Linked DNA regions of Homo sapiens: all the other regions are linked to region 4. The links are chromatin contacts, found by Hi-C or POLR2A ChIA-PET in ENCODE. All regions are on one chromosome and are shown on one strand. Each heading gives the region's core, a stretch centred on a gene start or an enhancer-like site at or near the end of the contact. The rest is flanking DNA. Distances are from core to core; before and after follow the strand shown.

Region 1 (2,700 bases), core at 125-2,624, 2.8 Mb before region 4:
TTAATTTTTTTAATGCAGTATCATTAAAAAACAAACCAAGTTTGTTCTAAGTTTGACTTTAGAGTCAGGAGACTTAAGCTTACATTTCTGGTCTGCCATCTATTACTTTTAGAGCTTGGGTAAATCTTCATTTGAGATCTAAATGCTATATATAGTTCATTCATAGCAGTACCAGATAAGGGAGGAGTATATCTATACAGTATATAGTCTTGAAGAAGTGATCTAAGGCTCGGAGCTTTTGAGGTGGCCATGAGTGACTCCAAAGTCCATGGAGCTAACCACCCTGCAGTGCTAGCCAATCCAGTTGAACATACCCTTTTCTCCATTGTTAACTGTTTGTTTAAATAGCAAACAGAAGGCGGCAATGGAGGTGTGGAAAACTGAGGATCCGATGTCACTTGAAAGTAATGAGATCACATAACATTGAGGGAATGTCCTAAGAGGAGTGGCAGGGCATAAATAGAAATGAATAAAAGTGTTTTCAAGTGCCATTTAGTGGGTTCTGAATTTGAACTAGAGATTGAGATATCCAGTTATGGAGACATTAACTCAAATTAACAAGGTAGTGAATGGGAAAGCACAAACTATAAAAGACTGTATCAATGTATGGTATTTTTTCCCAGAGCTGTTTTGACTTAATGGCATAATAGATATGTTTAAGTTTTTATAACCTCACGATTATCATTCCAAATCTTATTTTCCTCCTAGAAGCCTCTGTACAGAAAAGATGAACTTAAAATTACTCGCTTTGTAGAAACTTAATCTAAAAGTTCAAAATGTTTAAGTAGCAATACCTAAAACAAGTTGCAGAGTAAAGAATCCTCTTTTTTTCTTTTTTTCAACATTAAGATTTGGTTAAATAAAACCTTTGCAAACGTGTTGCCAGCTGGAACCAACAAAAATGTAAAGAAAAAAACTTTTACTTTTTTTTTTTTAAGTTTTCCACTAACCACTTTGCTCACATTTCGTTCCTTTAAATAGAGATGAACCTGTCGTCCCAGATTATTTTACAGAGAAATAGTGAAATTAGTGGAATTCGATACAAAAATAGTCTCCCTGTAGGATAAAAGTTATACTTTACCATAAACCTTCCTATGAACGCCTTCTGGAGCTTTGATGTGTTCACACCTTTCAGAGGTTTGGACATAATTTTTATTCTTACCTGTAGTGGATAGTTTTTCCAAGACGCTGCCCAGACACCCGATCTCCGTGTACTATTGAATTTCGTTTATTCCCTTGTCTTGGCTCCATTCTGGGACGGAGAGGAAAGACAGGTGCCTGAGAGCGGCAGCGGTCAGAGCCCCGCGGGGAGAATACCAAGCATGCGGAAGGTACCCGGCACCCTTCTGTTCCTGGTGTGGCTGGCGCTACATGATGAGGATGCGAAACCCAAGCCAACCCGAGAAACTTCCCGAGCCCCGCCCGGCGCGCGGCAGGCCACGCCTCAGTACGTGCTCGGGCGCAGCACCGCAGTCCCGGGCCCCGCCCGCGGCCCCGGCCGTGGGCTCCAGGGCTCCAGCCGCGCAAGGCGACTTTCGTGTACGCTGTGGGGTGGCTGCTGCCCGCTGCGCGTACGTGTGGGAGCGCATGCGGGAGGCCCTGGCCGCTCCTGGCCTGCGAACGGGCGGCGCCAGGCGTGGGGGGTCAGCCCTGGGCTTTGTCTTCTGGGACTTGTCAAAGTCGGAAGCCTAGTGCTTCCCCAAACTTTGTTTTTTAGATGGGGGGGGCGTGGGCGAATGGGACTTGATGTATTGCGGAAGAGCTGCCTCCCGAAATTCCCAAGCAAATGCTTTGGGGTATGAAGCTTTTTCTTTGTAGAATAGAAAAAGTTGAGTTCTAACAGATTGGATAGTGGTTAGTTATATAATACTTTTTTAAAAAAAATTAGACATCTAATCAAAAATAGAGGAGTTCTATGTTTATTTAAATATATTCCTCTTAAGGCACTCAAAGAGTTCGTTTATTTTAAATAAAGCACGTTGAGATATGCCTAGTTAAGGATCTCGAAACTTTATCCCACTTGGTGCCGTTTTTATTTTGGTGGTTTTGTGGGGGGTGGTTTTTTGGGCTTTTTACTGTTTTGATTTTATTGTATGCCAGCTATTGAGAATCCTTTGGGAGAAGATAATCTTGTTGGACAGAAGGGAGATGAGTGTATAGAGTACGGAAAAAGCTTGGAGCCTTAATCTCTGTAATAATTGGTATGTTCAGATTGCACAATGTATTATAAAGTACAAAGCCAGGTATTTAGAATAAATAACTTCGCCTCTGCATATCCACAGCTCACTACATTTTACATTTTATTTTCATTTGTTTCCTTCAGGAAAATTCATTGTTTGTGGTTTCCTCAAATAGCATTTTATAGAAAGCAAAGGTACACTTTTCAAAAGTAGTTGAGGTGTTTTAGATACTTTTTTACTAATAAAAACTGATCTGTAGCCTCACTTATCATATGTGTGTGTGTTCGTGTCTAATCAGGGAGGTGCCCTTTAATGAGAGTGCCATAATTCTTTTGGTCCTACGGATGCATAATCATTATAGATGGACAATTTTCCATAGAAGAGAGCAGGCTGGTGGGGCTGTAATATTTATCACAAAGGGTCATGCTTTTTACAAAGTAGAGAAACACTGTGTAAAGTCAGACAAGTAGATTAGGATTCTGTGAAGTAAAATCTAATTTTAAAGATCTTTGAAATATTA
Region 2 (2,700 bases), core at 175-2,674, 2.8 Mb before region 4:
TTCTTTTCAAGACATAATACATATCATTTAGTGTTGTAGATCTGAAAAAACAAAAGTAGCGTGAAGATCAAAAATTTTCTAAAGAGACGGAGTCTCGCTACGTTCCCTAGGCTGGAACACCCAGGCTTCTCCAGCCTCACACCTCTGAGTAGCTGGAACCACCCTGTCCGCTAAGGTCAATGTTTAATCGTATCTTTGTAGGTCTACTGACCAGTTAAAAAGAGGTGCTGTATACATTGGTTGTTGTCTTGTCAGAGTTTGATGCTTCTATATAGACCATTGTTTTTACATGCTAATACAATTGAAAGCCACTACAGATATTTATATTTACAACCCAAAGCTAGGTTTTAACAAGAAACTCATAAGGCAAAGGTGAGAAGTAAAATAATTTAGCGCCAAGTGGAGATATATGTGCAATGCTACTTTGTTGGGCTCAAAACATATTTTTCTTTTAGAAGACTGACAGGCTTGAAGTTTATGCCTCCAAAGACAAAAGTGATTATGTTTTGTTTAGTAGCTTGCAAAGTTGCCAAAGGCCATTTTTTCTACTCTTTCCCTGAAATTGGTTTATATGCTTATTAAAGTCATTTATACCTATTTGCAAATGCTTAACATAGTTTCAGATTTTAAGATTTCCCTGCAACTTTATTTCCCTTGAAGTTTACAGCAACAGGAGTTCATTTTTATTTTTAATTGCATTTATTCAGTAAGTAAACTCCGCCACAGAAAAACTTAGTAGACAAGGTGAGTTCCCCTGTGCTCCGTGGCAAAGAGTGCGGTGGGTGACATTGACCCATGGTTAGGTAATCTGGTAAGGAAAGACCCCGTTGTAACACATCTGAGCAACGAGACCAAAGGAAGGGCTTGCTGCCACGAGGCGAAGTCTGCTTTTTTGAACAGAGAGCCCAGCAGAGTTGGGCGGCAATCGTGCCCAGCACTGAGGCCGAGGAGAAAGAGAGCAGGAGCATTACATTACTGCACCAAGAGTAGGAAAATATGATGCATGTTTGGGACCAGGCAACCGAAATCCCTTCTCAGCAGCGCCTCCCAAAGCCGGGCACCGCCTTCCTTCGGAGAAGGCGCAGAGTCCCCAGACTCGGGCTGAGCCGCACCCCCATCTCCTTTCTCTTTCCTCCGCCGCTAAACACAGACGAGCACGTGAGCGTCGCAGCCCGTCCCAGCTGTGCCTCAGCTGACCGCCTCCTGATTGGCTGAGAGCGGCGTGGGCTGGGGTGGGGACTTGCCGCCTGCGTCGCTCGCCATTGGATCTCGAGGAACCCGCCTCCACCTCAGGTGAGGCGGGCTTGCGGGAGCGCGCGCCGGCCTGGGCAGGCGAGCGGGCGCGCTCCCGCCCCCTCTCCCCTCCCCGCGCGCCCGAGCGCGCCTCCGCCCTTGCCCGCCCCCTGACGCTGCCTCAGCTCCTCAGTGCACAGTGCTGCCTCGTCTGAGGGGACAGGAGGATCACCCTCTTCGTCGCTTCGGCCAGTGTGTCGGGCTGGGCCCTGACAAGCCACCTGAGGAGAGGCTCGGAGCCGGGCCCGGACCCCGGCGATTGCCGCCCGCTTCTCTCTAGTCTCACGAGGGGTTTCCCGCCTCGCACCCCCACCTCTGGACTTGCCTTTCCTTCTCTTCTCCGCGTGTGGAGGGAGCCAGCGCTTAGGCCGGAGCGAGCCTGGGGGCCGCCCGCCGTGAAGACATCGCGGGGACCGATTCACCATGGAGGGCGCCGGCGGCGCGAACGACAAGAAAAAGTAAGCCCATTCCCTCGGCCCGCCGCCTTCTCCCCCGGCGACCCCGCCCGCCTGCCCGCCCTGGGCTCCTGGGCCGGCCTCGGCGTTAATGGGATTGGGGGGGGCAGCCTTTTTGTTTCTGCTGCTGCTCCCCTCCCCTCTCTTCCCCCAACCTCGCCGGCCGGGCTCCCCCGCTGTCCACGTCGCCATCTTGTCGTGGGGGGTGGGAGACGCCTCGAAAGTGCTTTCAGGGGCCGGGGTCTGAGCCCTGCTTGCCCTCCCCGCCGGCCGTGGGGGCCTCGCGCCGCCCACCTACCCGCCTCAAAAACCCAGCCTGCTCTGTGGCCCCATCCGGAGGGGACTTTACCCAGCCTGAAAACCCCGGGAAGAGAAATGAGCTGCAGCTCGGTAGCCGCGGTTTGCACCCGGAGCTTCCGCTCCTTCCCGCCCCCATCCTCTCCAGTTCCATTGAAAACTCGGCCCTGGGGCGGACCCTGCACGCTGGTCCTGGCTTTCCAGTGGACTTGGGGCCTTGAGTTCCCGACTGAGGGACTCGCGTGGTCGGATGCGATCTTGTCCTGTAGTTGTCCAGCCGTCGCGGGTGTCTTTGCCTTTGTGCATTAGGGATTTGCCGCGATGGCCTTAAGATGCGAACTTTTTAGTTTGCACGTGCAGGTTTTGTTTCGTTTTAATCGCCTTGAAAAACTTGCCTAGACTGAGAGTCAGAGTAATGGGAATTTAGGGAAATGGCAACATTTTAAAGAGAACTTCAGAATTGGATACTTGAGTTCATATCACCTGTCACGAGAACGCAGATATTATAAATGAATATATGCCTCATTCATTCTTCAAATAATGAAAATGTAGGGGCTGGTTAAATTTAGGCAGTTTTAATGATACTGAAAAAAGTATATGATGAGTGAATGAAATGCGGCACTAAAATGTTGCAAAAATTTTCGAACTCTGTCTC
Region 3 (2,700 bases), core at 133-2,632, 2.8 Mb before region 4:
GAGACTCTGTCTCAAAAAAAAGAAAAAAAAAGAAAAGAAAATCAACTGGAAGAGGGTAAAAGGAAGCAAAATCTCTCTGCAACATTGGGGAGTGAATTTGCACAAAGGACGTTCCAAAACATCCATGAAGTTGACTGGAAAAAAAAATAGAAATACAAATGTAAAGTTTAAAGGAGCCCATGAACCTAAGGAAACAGATACTGGGGATTTTTGAGCTGAATACAAAACCTCTGAGAAGCAAAAGAAAAAATATGTTTGCCAAGAGGCGTCCTTTCCATATCTAAAGCAAAACCCACAAATACCCATGAGTAATATCATGCAGGTTATGAAGTTCCTATGCAAAACCAGCAACATTTTCATAAACCAGAATTGTTGGAACAGTTGCAGATATTCATTTAAAAAAATCTGACTGTATAACAGCTCTGAAACGCAAAGCTAGGCCACAAAAGTACATTTCACCACATATGTCAATTTTCTTGAACCCTCTCACTATCAGAGTTGCCCAGGTTTTAAAGTTCCAAAGTTAGTAAAGAGACTGTGAATCAGACACTAAAATATGTTCTTCTACTTTGTACTGTAGCAATGCCATATTTAAGAAAAATATGAAAATGAAACCAAAAAGCAAACAAGATTGTGGAATTCCCTGACATTGTATTATATTTTACCAGCAGCCTCTGTATTACACACTGGAATAGCTTAAATGTGTCTTTTTCAATTAATTTCCCTTTTTTTCCAGAAGAATAAAGAAGTACATTTATTACAGTAAATAAAGTTGGCATTGCTCATATTAAACAAACAGGATGTCTGAACTGTATGCATTAAAAGATTTCAGAATGACAAGGCAAGCAAATTACACATATTAGTGCTTATGCTTTCAGAAAGAATGGAATGCTCGGAAAGTACTAAATCACACGTAGGTACTAGAACAAGAAAAAAATGACAAGGGTGTAATTGGTGGTGAGGGTGGGAACTTTTTCTCGCTTAAAATACATTGGGCTCATTTGTGTCTGCAATGCATCAGTTCCCAGTGCAAGAAAAAAAAGCCACGAATATGGACAGACTCAAAGTCTTCTCCAAATGGAAGATCCAAATCAGAACCTTTGAGGAGGTTTGCCTCAGCACCTTCTGTAGAAGTGGTTGGCAGACACACAACTAGACACAAGGTAACATGGTAGAGCAGTGTTGAGAAGAGGATCCGCAGTGGTCTCCACTGCCCTGGCGGTGACCTTCTCCTCTGACTGTTCTGTATGTAACGGGACTGGCTTGTGCAGGCTGTTCAGCAAACCATAGGTCTGGTTTGCTATCCCCTGATCTTGTAGGTCATGTGATTGGACAAGCTCATTTGCCCTTGGGTGGATGGTGTTCAGTGACCCATCTTGCTGAGTCATGCTAAACCTGTTGAGCATGCAGCCTTAGTGCTTTAATGAAAGTGCCCTTCGTTGCATTTAGAAACAGTGACCCACCCTCTCCCTTCTTTGCTCTGTGTCTAAGTGTCATTGACACAGGACAGGGTTCCACACAGGATGTGATTCATATGAGCCAATCTTGAGTAGGTTTCTTGTGGTTTTTAGTTTTGTTTTAGTCAAAAGAAGGGAAACTTAACCATTTCCAATAGGTTTGATGAAGGTAAAAGCATTTCCCTCATTTTTCTGTCCATGCAAAAGAGCATACTGGGAGACCACAAAAGCCAAGGCGATTTGTGGGCCTATTCCCCCATTTCTCCCACCAGGTGTGGGAAAGAAGCAGAAATTTATGGCTTTGAATGGATTCTACAGATGCCAGAGTATAAGAAATTTCTAATCATTAAAAAGACCTCAAACGTGGCCAGGCGTGGTGGCTCACACCTGTAATTCCAGTATTTTGGGAGGCTGAGGTGGGCGGATCACCTGAGGTTGGGAGTTCGAAACCAGCCTGACCAACATGGAGAAACCCTGTCTCCCTTAAAAATGCAAAATTAGCTGGGCGTGGTGGCGGGCGTCTGTAATCCCAGCTACTCCGGAGGATGAGGCAGGAGAATCGCTTGAACCCAGGAGGTGAAGGTTGCGGTGAGCCGAGATCATGCCATTGCACTCTAGCCTGGGCAAGAAGAGCAAAACTCTGTCTGAAAAAAAAAAAAAACCCACAAACTTGTAAGGACCTTTAGAGTTGACCGAACACTTTCACATTAGTAATTTCATTTGTGCCATACAGCTTGCCCATGAGATAAGTCAGGGTTGGCCTCCTCTTTATGTGAGTTGATATTTTTAAAAATTAGAATGTACCGTAATACGCGTCCTGTATAAGTGATGTTCATTGTACAAGTAATTTTCATTGTTCCCCACTAGTGTAGATAAGGAATGTCCATAGGAAATTTTGTAACAGAGGCCATCCTCCAGCCCCCACAAATACATGCCTCACCCTACCCCAGTATATATGGAAGAATATGTTCAAGAGAAAGTGGCTGTTCACACCTTATTTTAATTTTTCTGAAACAGGAAGCAGGCAGAACAGCGGGGAAAAGGGAAGCTAACTCCTTCTTCCCCTTTCATTTTCTCTGGGGCTATGATGCAAAGCAATGCTACAGAATATTTTAACCCCAGCCAATCACCATAAGAGAACACATAATTAAAAGCATCAGAGGTAAGAGTTAAAGAAAATGATTTTCTAAGCTGTTTGCTTGTTTTGAAATAGAGACAGAGTCTCAGTATGTTGCCCAGGCTG
Region 4 (2,700 bases), core at 161-2,660:
CCAGATTGTTAAAGAAGACTTTGATGCCTTAACATAAGGAAGCAACCAATGCTGCAAATAATAGAGAACAGCAATGAAACTTTCAGGGGTGGCTGGGGGGTGTAGGCTTTTAGTTCCAAAAATACACCATAGGCGGCCTACCTCACCTAGAAATACCATCAAACCCACACAGTGGCCATGCCTGACTTCTCCATAACCTGAATCAAGCCAAGTATATATAATGACCTCCGCCGGATACATTCTCTACAGGTGAGTGGGGTAAACTGGCACTGCGGTCCTGGCATGGTGGAGAGTGCAATCACCAAGGTGTCTGGAGCCTTGGAGTCTTAGCTATCAAGAGGTGTAGCTAGCTCCAGCTACATCACGCTCTTCAGGCCTGGTGTCTTCTCTGTAAAACGAGAGGGATGAAACAGATTTTCTATAAGGCACCTCTCGGCTCTAAAATTTAAGATTCCAAAGTGTACTTTACATACATGACAGAATCTTGTGAGAGGATCAACAGCTCTGCCAGGACTTGAGTCTCAAGAGAAAGAATGCCAAATTTAATCCCTTGGGGTGATGCGGGCGCTAACTGTTGAAACATGCTAGGTGCCGTCAGGTTCCAGGTACTACGTTGTGCTATGCGCTGCCTCCGCAACTGGTAACAACTGATTACTCCAAATACTGAGTGCCAGAGAAGACGGTGATAAGATGGGTCAAGCTTCAAAAAGAAAAACCGGATATGCTTAGAACAAGATAAACATAATTTGAAGATAGAAAAGGGGGGGATGTCTTCTTGCCCTAGAAACGAGGTAATCACAAGCTGGGAGTGGAAACAGTAGCCGCAGCGTCCTCCCAGCATCTGGAAAGTCGCCCGCTCGTAAGAGGGGTCGGCGCTACCCGAGGGAGGCCGCAGGCCTACTGGGGTTTCCTGCTGGGGGTCGCACCCGGACCCGCGGCCGGGACGGCTCTGCACCTTCGCGGCACCCCGTGTGCCACCCTGAATCAGGCCCCGGCAGCCGCTCCTACGAGCAGCAAAGGGTGGTTCTGGGTATTGTCGGCCCAGCGCTCACTCGCGGATGTATTTTCCTCCTGTGCCCTGCCTGACATCTCAATCGGACCAAAAACACCCCTCTCCCCAGCTACTTGCATCTGTCCCGCGACTGGTGCAGCTGCAGGCCGCCGCCCTGGGTGGCTCGCGGCAGGAGGGACTGAGCCCGGGGCAGCCCACAGGGGCAGGACCGCGTCGCTTACCCAGATGCCGCCGCGGCGGCAGGCCGACTCCTCCGTGCAGGAGGGGCGGGCTCCCAAGCCGCGCACTGCAAGCAGTGGCGCCGGCTCACGCACCCCTCGGCCGCCTCTCGCGCGGCTTCCCGCGCCGGCAGCCCGCGATGGCCCCACGTGACCGCGTGTCTGGTAGCAGGGGAAAGAGGGGCGCCAGGGCCGGGGTGTGCGTGCGTGCGTGCGTGCGTACGTGCGCGCCCTCCCGCCCGCCCGCCTCAGTGGCCGGGCGGGGGTCGGCCCGCGCTCTGAGTGCCGCCGCCACAGTTCGCAGTTGTGACTCTGTAGGCGGAAGCATAGGGACAAGCCTGAGCGTCACAGGCTCCCCACAAACAACCGCGTGACCCGGGGACTTTCCCCAGGGTGTGCAAAAGCACAGGCACCCCCTCAGTTCTGGGGTGAAGGTGGGGGTGGGGAAGGATGCGCCCGCGTGTTCGCTGGGGAAGGGATGAGGGCGCGGGGCCAGGGAGGCCGAGCCGCGGGAGCCTGGGTGGAGAGGCGGACTGGGCGAGGTGGGGCATGGCGGGGGAAGTGACTCAGGGCCAGAGGCAGCAGGCCCACGGAAGGTGGGGTCGGGGGGGCGCGGGGACTGGGCGACCCTGAACCGACGGGGCAGGGCGAGGTTGCCGGAGCACTCGAGGCGGACCGCGAGTGACGGCCCAGCTGCTGGGCCCAACGGGCAGGGGTCTGACATCTGGACGGAGTGGGAAAGCAGCCTCGCATCCTGCCCTGGGGAGTCGGGAGGAGCCCAGTTCCATCCAGCTGTGCAAACAGGAGGAGGAGGAGGTCCCAAGCCTACCCTTGAGAGGGGCAAGAGGGGTGGTCAAGCCGCCGCCGCCGCGACGGCCCCCGCGGTGCGGGTTGCGCCAGCCTCCTCGGAGCTCGACGCAGAAACTTGTTGCAACAAACAGGCGACCGCGGGTGCCCCTAGCAGCCAGCGGCAGAGTGGGTGGGCGGGCGAGAGGGAGGGGAAGGCTGGCGGACGCCGCAGCGAACTGGTGGGCAGACCCGGAGTCGCCGCGTAAGCGGGGCCGGCTCAGTGCGGTGCGGCAGGCGCGGCTGTGCGGCAGCGGAAGTCCTTTGTTGCAGCACAGTCCCTGGCAGAGCCAGAGCCTCTCCGCGCAGCCCAGCCCGAGCGCCGAGCGCCGCGCGCCGCCGCCACTGCAGCTCGCGGCCCCTTCGCCTTCGCCCGCCTTTCCCGCGGCTGATTTGCCTTAAACTCCCTAAAATCTCCGCAGCTCTGGTTCCTGTTGCGGCCGGTAAGTATTTGCCAGTTGTGGGGCTATTTGCGCAACTTTGGCCCAGGCCGGAGGGCGACGGGCCGCGGGCCTGGCGGAGTGCGGGGCCGGAGGGGCGCCGATCCGTGCGGGGAGCCGGAGCGCGGCGGACGCGCTGCGAGGACCCGGTGACGGGCGGCTGCCAGGCCGCCTGCTTGTTGCC

What was found. Hi-C counts contacts between places; a loop is a spot of excess contacts on that map. ChIA-PET counts read pairs that join two places held with the same protein, here RNA polymerase II (POLR2A). Pooled maps may share reads with other maps.
Region 1: a loop to region 4 is called in a pooled map, with 4 times the contacts of the local background. The contact joins the promoter of HIF1A-AS3 here to the promoter of ZBTB25 in region 4. A Hi-C loop is called at or near these places in 2 of 168 maps with a recorded cell type or tissue (B cell and naive thymus-derived CD4-positive, alpha-beta T cell), 1 of 37 single-sample maps with no recorded cell type and 9 of 50 pooled maps.
Region 2: a loop to region 4 is called in a map of gastrocnemius medialis, with 37 times the contacts of the local background. The contact joins the promoter of HIF1A here to the promoter of ZBTB25 in region 4. A Hi-C loop is called at or near these places in 3 of 168 maps with a recorded cell type or tissue (B cell, CD4-positive, alpha-beta T cell and gastrocnemius medialis), 4 of 37 single-sample maps with no recorded cell type and 11 of 50 pooled maps. POLR2A ChIA-PET finds 5 or more read pairs at or near these places in 1 of 52 experiments (activated CD4-positive, alpha-beta T cell).
Region 3: a map with no recorded cell type shows a loop between it and region 4 (8-fold over the local background). The contact joins the enhancer-like site here to the promoter of ZBTB25 in region 4. A Hi-C loop is called at or near these places in 3 of 37 single-sample maps with no recorded cell type and 5 of 50 pooled maps.

Annotation. Positions count from the first base shown.
Region 1 is chr14:61,749,723-61,752,422 of GRCh38, forward strand. HIF1A-AS3 (HIF1A antisense RNA 3) reads right to left here and starts at 1,375. Exons shown (of 3, transcript NR_144368.1): 1 at 1,163-1,375. RefSeq lists a silencer at 1,397-1,706.
Region 2 is chr14:61,694,089-61,696,788 of GRCh38, forward strand. HIF1A (hypoxia inducible factor 1 subunit alpha) reads left to right here and starts at 1,425. Exons shown (of 15, transcript NM_001530.4): 1 at 1,425-1,751. The coding sequence starts at 1,717. HIF1A-AS1 (HIF1A antisense RNA 1) reads right to left here and starts at 1,735. Exons shown (of 2, transcript NR_047116.1): 1 at 1,619-1,735. RefSeq lists an enhancer at 744-1,113 and silencers at 1,184-1,483, 1,784-1,883.
Region 3 is chr14:61,661,294-61,663,993 of GRCh38, forward strand. No RefSeq gene overlaps it. Among named protein-coding and RNA genes, the nearest start is that of HIF1A, 33 kb to the right of the region's middle. Within about 2 kb of position 1,383, at least 18 of the 41 ENCODE cell types and tissues checked have a DNase peak (open chromatin) inside an H3K27ac peak, as active enhancers do.
Region 4 is chr14:64,502,428-64,505,127 of GRCh38, forward strand. It overlaps ZBTB25 (zinc finger and BTB domain containing 25), which reads right to left and starts at 1,411. Exons shown (of 3, transcript NM_006977.5): 1 at 1,234-1,411. It overlaps ZBTB1 (zinc finger and BTB domain containing 1), which reads left to right and starts at 2,343. Exons shown (of 2, transcript NM_001123329.2): 1 at 2,343-2,519. RefSeq lists enhancers at 543-662, 723-822, 1,593-1,682, 1,783-2,453 and silencers at 1,143-1,572, 2,173-2,432, 2,543-2,652.